4 separate regions of the Homo sapiens genome follow, and all the other regions are linked to region 4. Evidence: chromatin contacts called from ENCODE Hi-C or POLR2A ChIA-PET data. All regions are on one chromosome and are shown on one strand. The core of a region is the stretch at or near the end of the contact, and the rest is flanking DNA. Distances in the headings are between cores, read along the strand shown. Region 1 holds the start of CAMKK2 (calcium/calmodulin dependent protein kinase kinase 2). Region 2 holds the start of BICDL1 (BICD family like cargo adaptor 1). Region 3 holds the start of ANAPC5 (anaphase promoting complex subunit 5). Region 4 holds the start of COQ5 (coenzyme Q5, methyltransferase).

Evidence for each region. A loop is a pair of places that touch in the nucleus more often than their neighbours do. ChIA-PET counts read pairs that join two places held with the same protein, here RNA polymerase II (POLR2A). Pooled maps may share reads with other maps.
Region 1: a loop to region 4 is called in a pooled map, with 8 times the contacts of the local background. The contact joins the promoter of CAMKK2 here to the promoter of COQ5 in region 4. A Hi-C loop is called at or near these places in 1 of 37 single-sample maps with no recorded cell type and 5 of 50 pooled maps. POLR2A ChIA-PET finds 5 or more read pairs at or near these places in 3 of 52 experiments (A673, activated B cell and activated T-cell).
Region 2: a pooled map shows a loop between it and region 4 (4-fold over the local background). The contact joins the promoter of BICDL1 here to the promoter of COQ5 in region 4. A Hi-C loop is called at or near these places in 3 of 50 pooled maps. POLR2A ChIA-PET finds 5 or more read pairs at or near these places in 2 of 52 experiments (H1 and activated T-cell).
Region 3: a loop to region 4 is called in a pooled map, with 4 times the contacts of the local background. The contact joins the promoter of ANAPC5 here to the promoter of COQ5 in region 4. A Hi-C loop is called at or near these places in 6 of 50 pooled maps. POLR2A ChIA-PET finds 5 or more read pairs at or near these places in 2 of 52 experiments (AG04450 and B cell).

What each region holds. Positions count from the first base shown.
Region 1 is chr12:121,294,746-121,298,059 of GRCh38, reverse strand. It overlaps CAMKK2 (calcium/calmodulin dependent protein kinase kinase 2), which reads left to right and starts at 1,351. Exons shown (of 17, transcript NM_001270485.2): 1 at 1,351-1,422. RefSeq lists a silencer at 666-1,815.
Region 2 is chr12:119,987,570-119,990,987 of GRCh38, reverse strand. BICDL1 (BICD family like cargo adaptor 1) reads right to left here and starts at 1,752. Exons shown (of 10, transcript NM_001367886.1): 1 at 691-1,752. The coding sequence starts at 1,119. RefSeq lists silencers at 775-984, 995-1,064, 1,115-1,204, 1,485-2,124, 2,145-2,204 and 1 more and enhancers at 136-1,107, 1,108-2,081.
Region 3 is chr12:121,351,063-121,354,574 of GRCh38, reverse strand. It overlaps ANAPC5 (anaphase promoting complex subunit 5), which reads left to right and starts at 2,164. Exons shown (of 17, transcript NM_016237.5): 1 at 2,164-2,441. The coding sequence starts at 2,235. RefSeq lists enhancers at 388-1,061, 1,062-1,737, 2,162-2,421, 2,414-3,089.
Region 4 is chr12:120,526,976-120,530,517 of GRCh38, reverse strand. COQ5 (coenzyme Q5, methyltransferase) reads left to right here and starts at 1,360. Exons shown (of 7, transcript NM_032314.4): 1 at 1,360-1,578. The coding sequence starts at 1,377. RefSeq lists enhancers at 1,024-1,483, 830-1,599, 1,600-2,370.

The DNA.
Region 1 (3,314 bases), core at 102-2,601, 770 kb before region 4:
ACCCCATCTCTACGAAAAATACAAAAATTAGCCAAGTATGGTGGCCGGCGCCTGTAATCCCAGCTACTCGGGAGACTGAGGCAGAGAACTGCTTGAACCTGGGAGGCAGAGGTTGCAGTGATCCGAGATCGCGTCACTGCACTCCAGCGTGGGCGACAGAGCGAGACTCCGTTTCAGAAAAGAAAAAAAAAAAAAAAAAAAAGGGAGTCGGGGTGGAGCTCTCATTGGCTCGTTGCATGTGAGTGTCCCTACGGCCTAGAAATACAAGAGAAGCACATCGGAACGGGCTGGAAATCCACCCAGTTAACTAGAGGGCTTTGAACCTTTTATTAACTTGGAGGTTGACTCTCCTGTCAACTCGATTCCCTTTTGGCTGTTTGGCAGGGTCAGTGAGACATCCCCTGGGTCGCTCGACCCCGTAGGACGGTTCAGGGAGCCCTCCAGGTCTTCGTTTCTCCTCTTCCCCGCACAGTGCTGTTATCCAGCTGGGGGATCCAACGCACACTTAAGGCTCCAGCAAAGTAAGTGCCAAAAAGGGGAGAATGGGAAGAATATGCTGTATTTCACAAAAAGCATCTAAGTAGCCATCTGGAAAAGCCAGAATGAACTTCAATGGTGCATCCAGGTGGGCTGGGGATGGGAGAGGAACGCCTTCCCCCAGCCTTTAGGGCCGGCCCTGAGCAAGTGGTCAGTCGGCAGGCAGCTGCGGAAGGGGGCTCCCCCGAGTCGGTGGTGGCCCAAAGTCCAGGCCGCATCCACCGCCCGGCGCCTAGCGCAGGGGCAGCAGCCGGGTCGCCACAGGAGGGGCCCCGGGTGTTCTTGCCGGCTTGGGGGAACTTTCCCAGGGTCAGCCCGGAGGCGCCCTGCAGCCCCGGCATTTGGCTAAACAAAGCAAGCGCTGCCGGCGCGGCCCGCCCGAGGGCGCCGCGGGAAGAACCTGGGCAGGTGCGCGCCGCGGGCGAGCGGGTACAAAGTTGCGGCGCCACCTCCTGCGCTCCGCGCCCCTCCAGGCTCTCCTCCCAGCCGCCTCCGATCCTCCCGGCCGGGCCTCTCTTCCCCCGTTCTTCGCCTCCTCCCTTTCTGCTCCTTGCCCTTCGCCTCTTCGCTACTTTCGTCTTTGCAGGCTCCCGCCTCCCCACCCCTCCCCGGCGCAGGGCCGAGCCGGCGGGGGCGCGCAGGGGGCGGTGCGCGGCGGGCGCGGGCGGTTCCGCTTTCGGGTTTCCCGCCGCCGTGGCCAATCCCCGCGCTGCCCGGGGCGGCGACGCGCCCAAGCCGAGCCGGGCGGCTCCTCCCGCCCCCGCCCCCCGCGCGCCCGCCGCCCGGGCGGAGGAGAGGAGCGCGCGGCCGCGCAGAGCAAGCTGAGCCGAGCCGAGCCGAGCTGGGGGCGCAGAGCGCGGGAGGCGGCGGCGGCGCGGAGCCCAGGTGAGCTGGCGGTAGCCGGGCCCGGGGCAAGGGACGCAGCCGCCGCGGCCCCGGGCGCCCGCTCCGTTTCCCTCTCGAGGCGGGGGACCGCCGCCGGCATGGCACACAAAGCCCGGAGGCTGGCCTGGGGCTCCCAACACGGAGGGACCCCACGTGCGCCTCCCCACGCCCCGCCACGTGGAGGGACACGGTCCCCGACAGCCCTTCCCCCGCGTCCTCTGGGCGCCCTGGGCCTCGGGATGGCCTCCTCGGCTGGGCCGCGCCCTGTCCGGGTGGCAGGGGCGGTCCTGGAGTTTGGAACCGGGGTCACCGGGGGCCGGGTCCGTCAGGGTTCGTGGAGGCGGCCTAGGCCCAGCCCCTCGCGTTTGACAGGTGGGGAAATCTGGAGCGTTCCGGGGAAGAGAGGACCAGCGGACTTGGAGCACCCCCACCCCGCAGCCTGCCTGTCTCGGGGCAAACCCAGGCCCTGGTGGCTTGGACACCAGGTGGCAGGACCCTAGGCCAGCAGTTGTGGGGACCTAGGGGACCTTTGGCTGTCTTCGGTCTGCCCTTTGACCACCCCCACCGCACCTCTTCTCTCAGCCGGAGCCTCACAGGCTTGGTCCTTCTGACCTAAATTCACCTCGGGGTTGCAGTATGCTGTGAATGCGGAGAGGCGTCCGCCTGACTCTCAGGGACACTGGACCCAGCCCCTCTCAGCATTGGGGCTCTGTGCCTGGGGTGCCACCCGACCCAGCCTTGAGCTTTTCCTGGCTTTCCCCCAGCCCCTGCACTGCCTAGCTGGGGAAGTGGGTGCTTTCACAGCTCTGCCAGCCTGCCCTCCTGGCCACTCTCACTTAGTGCTGGACAGGATGCAGCTCAGCCCCTCCGATCTCCCCGAGAAGGCTGAGCTTTGGGGAGGGCGTCTCAGTGCTATCAGCAAGAGAGGGATACCTGGCCTCCGGATGGGACCTGCAGCGTCCATCTCCCTACAGGCTACTTTTACCTTCCCCAGCCTGGTGTTTGGAGTCTCCACGCAGGGGATAGAAACTTCAGGTGCCCTAGAGCTGTGCTGCCATTTACCACTCCCCCTCCCCTAGCTCTGCCCCCAGAGGAGAGAGAAGAGGATGGCTTTATGTCCCCATAAGCTCCTTTGTTCCTTGGAGGAGGCGGGGGCTGCAACAAGGGGAGGGCTTTGGGGGAGTTAGCCACCCTCTTCCCTAATCACCCCACAAAAACATGCAGTTTCAGAATAAATAGTGTGCATGCCATGCAAATGCAGCTTTAGGGCAAGCCCCACATACCCCTTCCAGACTGCTGCTCATACACCCTTCCTATGGAGGAAGCAGGCATTGGTGACACACACCCTTCCTATGGAGGAAGCAGGCATTGGTGATGAGGACGCAAAACATATTTTTGTAATGAAGAGTAATAGCCATCATTTGATGAGCCCCTAACTTGGATAATAATAAGAATACTTATTTATTTATTTTGAGACGGAGTCTCTGTTGCCCAGGGTGGAGTGCAGTGGCACAATCTTGGCTCACTGCAACCTCCGCCTCCCGGGTTCAAGCGATTCTCATGCCTCAGCCTCTCCAGTAGCTGGGATTACAGGCGCCCACCACCATGCCTGGCTAATTTCTGTATTTTTAGTAGAGAAGGGGTTTCACCATGTTGGTCAGGCTGGTCTTGAACTCCTTACCTCAAGTGATCCGCCTACGTCAGTCTCCCAAGTGCTAGGATTACAGGCATGAGCTGCCACCTGGCCCTGGACAATAATAATAATAACAGTATTAAAAACTAACATCTATTGAGTTCTTGCTGCCTGCCAGATTCTGTGCTATGTGTTACATGCATTATCTCATTTAATGCCTACCAAATCCTACAACGTAGGGAATTTTAACCCCATAGTA
Region 2 (3,418 bases), core at 503-3,002, 540 kb after region 4:
ATATGGTTCTCATAGGTTGCATTTGGTCATTCAATTGCAAGCCTGAGACCCAGAACACAGAAAAGTACTGTTTAAATACACATAAATACTGAGGCCCAAATTAAATCCACTACCAGCGGTCACATGTTGAGCCCTGGCTCGCCTGATTTCTGCAATGGAACCACATTTCCTAATCCCTGAGCATTTGAAGGCTATATAAAGCTCCTTTAGGGGCACTTGTTTCCCACAACTCTGAGCTGCCAGGAAGTTAAGACAAGGGCATCTAAAGGCCTTAACGCCCAAACTGGAAGGCTTTAGGCTAACACCCTGATTAGAGATTAACTGCTCTGAAAACCTGCAACATATTTTAAATGCTTCCCGACTTCCTCATTTCTCTGTATGCAGACATCACCTCAGTGCTATATAGTCATACTGTAAGCTCTATTTTAGATGCTGGGTACAGTACGTATATAGAACGGCCCACAGCGGCTGGAGCCACGCATGGACCCATTTGCTGTGAGCGGGGTGGGGAAGTCAAGTGGGTTCAACGAAATCTGATAATCCTCCATCCTCCCTCCCCCATTCATTCCAGATTTTCTGCGAGGTAGGGTGAGCAACGAAGTGGGGGTGAGTGGTTCCCTAACTGCCCAGGGCCGGGCGCGTGCCTGGGCGGCCCCTGCTCCCCACCCATCCCTGGAGGGAGGTCCTCACCTCGAGCTTGTCTGTCAGCTCCTTATGCATCTGCTCGTACTGCCGGCTCATGTCCTGGTTCCTCTCGAGCAGCGCCTTACCCAGCCGGGCCGCCAACACCAGATCCTTCTCCTTCTGTCGGATCACCGACAGCAGCTCGGGGTCCTGGGAGGGCGGCGGCTGCGGTCCGGCCCCCTCGGCCAGAGACCCAGGCTCGGCCTGAGGGTGTTCCCCGGGGTCGGACGGCCGCTCCCCGGCCGCCAGCAGCGCCAGCTCCTCCTCTAACGCCAGTTCTAGCTCCCCGGAGCCCCCGGGGAAGATGAGGGCGGCGGCGGCGGCGGGACTCCGGACTGCGTCCCCGGCCGCGGCGGGCAGCTCCATGCAGCAGGCGCTGTCCGGCTCGGCGGGTGCTGAAGCGCGGCCGACCAAGCCCAGGCAGAAAGCGGACATGGCCCGCGCGCGCGGAGCCCGCAGCGGTGCGGCCCGGCCCGCGCGCGCCAGGCTGCAGGGGGGAGGGGCCCTGCCGCGCCGCCCCGCGTCCCGCGCCTCGCCTCGCGCCGCGGCACGCGCCCCCGGGTCCCCGCGAGCCCTGGGCGCGGCGCGCGCCGGCCCGCCCCTCCCCCGCGCCGGCGGCACGCGCCCCCTCCCCCGCCCCCGGGCTCAGCTGCTCAGGCGCGCGCGGGAGGAGGGGGTGGGGGTAGTGGCGGAGTAGGTGGTGGGAACGGGAAGGCTGGGGAAGGGAGGACTCAGGAACAGAGACTGAGGGTCGGCGAAGCGGGAGGGGAGGAAGCGAGGAGGAACGCCGCCGCCGGGTTCTCAGCCGCCCTGTTGCCGCTGCCGCTGCTGCTGCTGCTGCCGCCGCCGGCCGGGCAGCGCCTCACGGGGCGGGCTGCGCTCCGCTGTCGCCGCGACGCTTCCTGCTGCTGCTGCTGTTGCCGGCGGCCGCTCTCTGCAGCCGCACTCCATGACCCCCGGCTCCGCGGCAGCCCCAGCAGCAGCGGCGGCGACGGCGGCTGCTGCTGCTGCAGGGGCCGAGGCGGCGGCTCCACATCGCGCGCCGCGCAACCCGGCGAGCTCCTTCCTGCCTTCCCCGGCTCCTCCCGGCTCACCGGGCCGGCAGCGCCCCGCCCCGGGCTTCCGGCCGCGTCCCCTCGCCCCGCCCCTTGCCGGCGCCTGACGCGCGCGGGCACCTGTTCGCCCCGCCCGCGCGGGATTCGCCGGCTCGCGGGTCTCCTCAGCGACGCCCAGGTGGCGCCGGCGGCCTTAACCCCTGCTCTGCCTCACGCCCTGCGGGCGGCTGCGCGCGCCGCCTGCGGAGGCGGCTGGCGCATCCCTCACGGTCCTGGCTGCCTCACCGCGCGGCCACGCCCCCAGCCTTGCACCCACTTCGGGGTGCGGTTCCGCCCTCAGCCTCGCTCAGAGCTGGGGTGTGGCCACGCCCTCAGCTCTCGTACCTCGGGGTGTGGCCTCGCACCCGGCCTCGCTCTCACCTCGGACGGAGCGCGGCCCCGCCCACCGCCTGCTGCTCACCTCCAGGCGCGGCCCCGCCCCCAGCTACTTGGAAGCCGGGGCGCGCCTCAGAGTTCTGTTGCCGCATCTCTGGTGGTGTCTGGGGCAAAGGGGACTGAGGACATTCCTCCAAGACTGGTGACCCGGCCCCGAGAAAGACATACCCTCACGAAATTTAGGTCTGGGCCCCCAGGAGAACTAAGCAGTCAGGAGAGGGAGCCCTAGAGAGCAGTAGGAGGAGGGAGGACTTCGGAAACCAGGCATCTTCATGCTGATGACTCAGGGATATGAAGGACCAGATGCTTCGCAGATCAGCAGCCCGGAGAGAAAGGGTTTCTGCGGAGAAATAACGGAAAAAACTGCTCACAGATGGGAATACGAAGCAAAGAACCTCCCTAATAATAACTACCGTTTATTCGGCACTCAGTGTGTGCCATGTCCTGTATTAAGTGCTTGATAGTCATTATTTTAGATAATCCTCACAAGAACTTTATAAAATCAGTACTGCCGCTTGTCATTTTAACAGAGAAGGAAATTAAAGCCTGAGAGATGGCATCGTCTGCCCAGGTCATTACAACTGGTAGAGTCAGGATTGAGATCTAGCCAGGCCGACGCCAGGGATCACGTGAATCATTATTCTTTATTTTCTTCACATAGAAGCAGTCTTGAGGAAGATAAATGGTCCTTTGTGACCAAGATGGATTGGGTGGATATGGAAGGAACATTTCCTCAATGATTAAAGGAAGGTTTGGAGAGCCTACTGGGTGACTTGCAGTCATTCCTTGGTGTTGACCTCGTTGGTGGTGCTACGTGTCTCCTATTTCCAGAAACAATCCCATCTAAAGCTAGAATTCGTCCCTATGCTTCCTTTTCCTCTTGGACAGACAACCCATTTTTTACTTGGATCATGCCTTTCTTCTTTTCATCCCAGTGAGATGGAAATTTCAGAACATCAAGAGGCTGAAATGGGTCAAATAGTTTCTCATGGTTTTTATCGCTTATTAAATTCAGAGCCTAAACAATATTCAAGTTTTAACATCGTTACCCTTAGACTGAAGGCCAGAATCTGAAAAGCTCCTGGGCCTCAGGGCTGGCATTGTTCACTTGTTGACTGGAAAGGAGACAGACAGTTGAGGGATTCCCACATCAATCTTAGAGCTAAATTTCTGCAGTTGACCATGTTACCATTCCAGCAAGGAAATGTTCTAACACTTTTTATTATGACCTCCCACCTTGAGCT
Region 3 (3,512 bases), core at 915-3,414, 820 kb before region 4:
AATGTCTTCTTTTTTGATAGCATCATTTAGCTTATACATATCTGCCTTCTTTTTTGTTTTTGTGAACTAATAATGCATATTCATTCATTATTCATTAAACAAATAGCGATTGAGAAAACAAAAACCAGGCATGAGGCTGCATGCAGTGGCCCATGCCTTTAATCGTAGCAATTTGGGAGGCTGAGGCAGGAGGATCACTTGAGTCCAGGAGTTCGAGACCAGCCTGGACAACATCGCAAGACCTCGTGTCTACAAAAAATAAAAAAATTAGCCATGCATCCAGGCACAGTGGCTCAGGCCTGTAATCCCAGCACTTTTGGAGGCGGAGATGGGCGGGTCACCTGAGGTCAGGAGTTCAACCAGTTCAAGACCAGCCGGGCCAACATGGTGAAACCCCATCTCTACAAACAATACAAAAATTAGCCGGGCGTGGTGGTGCGTGCCTGTAGTTCCAGCTACTCGGGAGGCTGAGGCAGGAGAATTGCTTGAACCCGGGAGGTAGAGATTGTAGTGAGCCGAAATCGAGCGACTGTACTCCAGACTGGGCGACAGAGCAAGACTCCGTATCGGGAAAAAAAAAAAAAAAAAATTAGCCATGCATGGTGGCACAAGCCTGTAGTCTCAACTACTCGTGAGGCTGAGGTGGGAGGATTGCTTGAGCCTGGCATTCCTGAGGGCGAGGGGGTCTCCTGCCCTGCTCATGTCTAATTACCTACTTTAACTGGAGGCTGAGGTTGCAGTGAGCCGTGAGCGTGCCACTGCAGTCCAGCCTCGGTAGCAGAATGAGAGAGAGAGAAAGTATAATTTAAACAAACATAAAAATGGGCACAAGGCAGGCCGGGCGCGGTGGCTCACGCCTGTAATCCCAGCACTTTGGGAGGCCGAGGCGGGAGGATCACGAGGTCAGGAGATTGAGACCATCCTGGCTAACACGGTGACACCCCGTCTCTACTAAAAATACAAAAAATTAGCCGGGCGTGGTGGCCGATGCCTGTAGTCCCAGCTACTCGGTAGGCTGAAGCAGGAGAATGGCGTGAACCAGGGAGGTAGAGCTTGCAGTGAGCAGAGATCGCGCCACTGCACTCCAGCCTGGGCGACAGAGGAGACTCCGTCTCAAAACAAAACAAAACAAAACAAAAGGCACAAGGCACAGTGTGTGCATGTGGATAGCCAAAGTTGAATGGTATGTGGTTTTTCTTTCAAGGGACATAAAGACTAATAGGGATACCAGATCATTAATAATAATTCAGGGTATAGAGAACTAAGTGTCTTGGGAGAGGTACAGATGAACGGAAGGGGAATTGTGAAAAATCAGGTTCAAAATGTTGGCTGGGGATTGCTTTTGGAGGGCTTTGAAATGCAGAGTATAGATTTTGTAGTTTATTAGGTAGGAAACTGACTCAGCACATGGAGGTGATGTTGCTAATGTTCTATTTCACGTAAGGATACACGACCACTGGCAACCTGATCTGGCTGTCTGCAAATGGCATTTGTGAAACGCTGAAGAAAAATCTCATGTTCCTATCTTTAAAAAGACAGAGTTAAACTCCTAAACATTTGAGTTTAAAAGTAACATAATAAATACATACTTTAAGGGTGCAAATTTAATTTCGGTACTTTTAAACACAATCATTTAAACATTCTATTTGAACTATTTTCAAATTACATGAACAAGCCAGGCGCGCTGCCTGTAGTCCCAGCTTCTCGGGAAGGCGGGAGGATCGCTCGAGCCCAGGATTTGGGAGGGTGCAGTGCTCTTTGAGGGCGTCTACGAATAACCACTGCCCTCCAGTCTTGGTAACATAGCGAGATATCGTCTCAAACAACAACAACGACAACCACCACCACCACCACCAACAACAACAACCAACAACAAAAAAACCACTTTGGGAGCTCCTCAGTCCCTTCAGCCCCGACCCCAAGCATCGACTTCCCCTCCCATCCGGTCCCTGTCCACGTAGCCTGGGAACCTGCTCCCACTCGGCAAAAGTTTCTGTAGGGAGTCAGTCTTTTGGTGCACCCCTCCCCGCACTCTTGTACATTCTGACTGGCTGTCGCTCTCCCATGTGCTCTGACAGACTGCTCTGATTGGTTAACAAATGCCGCGAGCACGCGGATGTCTGTTTCCTGGGATATTGTGAGGGCGGGCGGAGATGTAGACCCGGTAGTGTTGTGCCTTGTGGTGACAACTGGCGGCAGCGCGCCGCGGGCCCGAGACTTAGTCTCGGGCCGCCATGGCCAGCGTCCACGAGAGCCTCTACTTCAATCCCATGATGACCAATGGGGTTGTGCACGCCAATGTGTTCGGCATCAAGGACTGGGTGACGCCGTACAAGATCGCGGTGCTGGTGCTGCTGAACGAGATGAGCCGCACAGGCGAGGGCGCCGTCAGCCTCATGGAGCGGCGGAGGCTCAACCAGCTGCTCCTGCCCCTGCTGCAGGTGAGAGGCGCCCGCTGGCTCCTGCTCGTGCAGCAAACTTTTACTGAGCATCTGCTCTGTGCGGAACCCTGGGCTTGGGGACACTCGTGTCCATCAGATACTCTCCCTGCCTGGAGGAACGTGAAGAAATAAAGATAGCTACTACCGGTAGCTAACACGTACTGAGCGTTTACGGTGGGCCAGGCGCTTTACATGCATTTTTTTTTTTTGCAAGTTCATGTCTGGCTCCAGTATTTATTAGCTGAGAGTTAGAGTCTCAGATCCTGTATCTTCTTTAAAATGGGGCTATACAATAGAGCGTTGGAGACACAGGGATAAGTCATACAGGCTCCCTATCCTAGAGGACCGTAATAAACAGTAAAAATGCCATAAAACCGGGCCGGGCGCAGTGGCTCACGCCTATAATCTCCGCACTTTGGGAGGGTAAGGCGGGTGGATCACGAGGTCAGGAGTTCGAGACCAGCCTGACCAACGTAGTGAAACCCCGTCTCTACTAAAAACACAAAAAATTAGCTGGACGTGGTGGCGGGCACCTGTAATTTCAGCTACTCGGGAGGCTGAGGCAGGAGAATCGCTAGAACCTGGGAAGCGGAGGTTGCAGTGAGCCGAGATCGCGCCACTGCACTCCAGCTTGGGCGACAGTGCAAGACTCCGTTTCAAAAAAAAAAAAGGCATAAAGCCAAGGACGAGCACTGATTGAATACTTAACTGTGTGCTAAGCACTTTACTTAAAATTTGTTTTAAATTATTATTATTTTTTTGAGACAGGGTCTCGCTTTGTCGCCCAGGCTGGAGTGCAGTAGTGTGATCGCGGCTCACTGCAGCCTCGACCTCTCAGGCTCAGGTGATCCTCCCACCTCAGCCTCCCAAGTAGCTGGGAGTACAGGCGCGGGTCACTACGCCCAGCTAATTTTTTTGCATTTTTTGTAGAGACGGGATTTTGCCATGTTACCCAGGCTGGCCGGGAACTCCTGGACTCAAGCAATCCTCCCGTCTGGTCTCCCAGAGTATTGGGATTACAGGAGTGAGCCACTGCGCCCGGCCGTCATGTGTTATTTCATTTTGCAGACA
Region 4 (3,542 bases), core at 111-2,610:
CAGTGACTCCTGGGTTGAAGGGATTCTCCTGCTTCAACCTCCTGAATAGCTGGGACTACAGGTGTGCACCACCATGCCTGGCTGATTTTTGTATTTTAGTAGAGACGGGGTTTCACCATGTTAGCCATGCTGGTCTCGAACTCCTGACCTCATGCAATCCGCCCACCTCGGGCTCCCAAAGTGTTGGGATTACAGGCGTGAGCCACCGCACCCAGCCACTTAATTTCTTTTAACAAAGACATGAGAATTATGAATACATGGATGAATCATTTCGCCCTTGTATCCTTCCTTTTTTTTTTCTCATCACTATACCAACGAGGACCTTCTATCATTCTTAAAATAAAAGAGAAAGAAACAGAAATCCCAGCGCAGTACTTCCCAAACGAAAGCGGTTAGGTGTCCATCTGTCAGGCTATATTAAACCAGGAAGAGAATTTTCATTTCAAAACAGTTTCTTCTATTGGCGCTTTCTCCTCGTGAAATATTTACAGGAAACATACATTTAAAATGGAATGAAAGCAGAAACATACAGTAATCCAAGCAAAACTCAACAACGTCCGTTCTTTATTTTGCACAAGACGGTCTGCATTACCCTTGCCATTAAAAAAAGACTGAAAATCTGGGGCTGAAGTAAAACACCCATGACATGCCACCTGGAGCTAGGAATGTAGCTTTGTGTCAGCAGGAGACCAAGTGTGAGTGGTGGTTCTGGCTTGCTAAGTGGATACCAGAGCTTTCGTTCCCATTTATGAGCTTCCTAGGTTCATAAAACGGACAGAACAAAGAAGTCTGTCCTATGTTTATTTTTCAGAGTAGTGTAACATATGTTTCTCAAGAATGGTCTGCATCTTTAGCATCAGAATCGCCAGAGAAATTTGTTTAAATAGAGATTAAAGGGATATAGGTCAGATCAAAATCTCTGGTAGTTGGGGACCCAGGAATCTTCATTTTAAAACGTAAACCAAGTGATTCTTACGCTCAACAAAGTGTGCAGGAATTGGCCCGTGATCTTGGCTTTTTAACCACACCATGCCTCAATTTCCCCCTTCTGCACAAGACAACAAGAGTTCCTGGATATCTTGCGAGTTAGTACTTTTCTGCCTAGCCGGATTCAGAGACATGGCCGCTAAGAGGTGACCCGGGGCTCCCCTGAGATCCCCTGATTCCTGGTGAATTGTAAATTCAATTTGAGAAGAGAGAGAGGAAGGGATTTCCGATACTTAGAGACCACCCTTTGGATCCTAGAGATAATGCCGGCACAACTGTGTATCAGATTTCAGGGCGCGTTCGGCTAATAATGTTGCCGGCCAGCCGCCGTCGTTCGTGGAGTGACGCAACAAGGCGTACTCTCTGGCCGTTGTCACTCGACTACCAAGATGGCGGCCCCCGGGAGCTGTGCTCTATGGAGCTATTGCGGCCGTGGGTGGTCGCGGGCGATGCGGGGCTGCCAGCTCCTCGGGCTTCGTAGCTCTTGGCCCGGGGACCTACTAAGTGCTCGGCTCTTGTCCCAAGAGAAGCGGGCAGCGGAAACGCACTTTGGGTTTGAGACTGTGTCGGAAGAGGAGAAGGGGGGCAAAGGTGAAAGGGGCGAGAGGGCGGATGGGAGGGATCTGACCGTCCATGGTCTGGTTTCTTCTGGCCAGTTAGGGTTGATTTAACATCCAATTAGTTCCAGTGTTGTTGTCTGTGCAGTTATGATTTTTTTTTTTTTTGGAGACAGAATTTCGCTCTTGTTGCCCACACTGGAGTGCAATGGTCCGATCTTGGCTCACTGCAACCTCCGCCTCCCGGGTTCAAGCGATTCTCCTGCCTCAGCTTCCCGAGTAGCTGGGATTACAGGCGCCCGCCAGCACGCCCGGCTAACTTTTTTGTATTCTTACTAGAGATGGGGTTTCACCAGGCTGGTCTCGAACTCCTGACCTCAGGTGATTCGCCTGCCTCGGCCTCCCAAAGTGCTGGGATTACAGGCGTGAGCCACCGCGCCCAGCCAGACGCCCCCTTTTTAAAAGCAGAATACTGATGACTAAATCCCATCAACTGAGCGTTTGTGATGTGCCAGGCAACGTACAGACATTATTTTCAATTCTCATTTTCAACATTCCAGTAGTGGGTATTGTTATTACCATATTACACGTGAGGAAATTGAGACTTAAAGGTTAAGCAAGAAGTTGCCCAGTTGAACATATCAGTAAGTGGCGGAACCAGTATTCAAACCCAGTTTAATCTGAGTCTGAAGCCCCCGTTCTTTACCTCTAGAGAAAAATAGGGGTTTTTTTGGTTGTTTTTATTTATTTATTTATTTATTTATTTATTTTGAGACGGAGTTTCGCTCTTGTTGCCCAGGCTGGAGTGCAATGGCGCAATATGGGCTCACTGCAACCTCAGCCTCCTAGGTTCAAGCGATCCTCCTGCCTCAGCCTCCTGAGTAGCTGGGATTACAGGCATCTGCCACTGTGCCCTGCTAATTTTTGTATTTTCAGTAGAGACGGGGTTTCTTTTTTTTTTTTTTTTTTTTTTTTTTTTTTTTTTGAGACTGAGTCTCTCTCTGTCACCCCCAGGCTGGAAGGCAGTGGCGCGATCTCGGCTCACTGCAAGCTCCGCCTCCTGGCTTCACGCCATTCTCCTGCCTCAGCCTCCCGAGTAGCTGGGACTACAGGGGCCCGCCACCATGCCCGGCTAATTTTTTGTATTTTTTTTTTAGTACAGACAGGGTTTCACCATGTTAGCCAGGATGGTCTGGATCTCCTGACCTCGTGATCCACCTGCCTCGGCCTCCCAAAGTGCTGGGATTACAGGCATGAGCCACCACACCGGCCAATGTATAATCAACATTTTACAATGTATAATCAATGTATAATCAACATTTCACACAGTGGCAAGCAAGGAAGAAGTTAACTACTGAACTAAATATGAATTCCAGATTGGGGACTGAGATTGCAGTACAGACAGTCCTCGCTGTGCACAGTAATGCAAGACTGTGAAAATGTGCAAGCTGAAGTCATACACAATGACCTTAATCAATGGGAAAAATTAGAATTGTTTTATGACCTTTAAAAATTATCAACCATCAAAAACCCTGTCAGTTATAAATGTATAGTGAAATGAAAAAATATATACTGAAGTTGATATTTATTTACAGCCAGGTGCGATGGTTCACACCTGTAATCCCAGCACTTTGGGAGGCCGAGGTAGGCACTTGAAGTCAGGAGTTCGAGACCAGCCTGGCCAACGTGGTGAAACCTCATCTCTACTAAAAATACAAAAAAAATTAGCCAAGCATGGTGACGCACGCCTGTAATCACAGCTAATTAGGAGGCTGAGGCAGGCAAATTTCTTGAACCTGGGAGGTGGACGTTGCAGTGATCTGAGATTGTGCCACTGCACTCTAGCCTGGGCGACACAGTGAGACTGTCTCAAAAACAAAGAAAAAAAATTCTAATAAAAAATTAGAAACCTTGAGAATTAAATTCTTTTATTTCCTTGTAAAAAAATTGCCAAGAGTAGGCTGGGCGCAGTGGCTCACGCCTGTAATCCCAGCACTT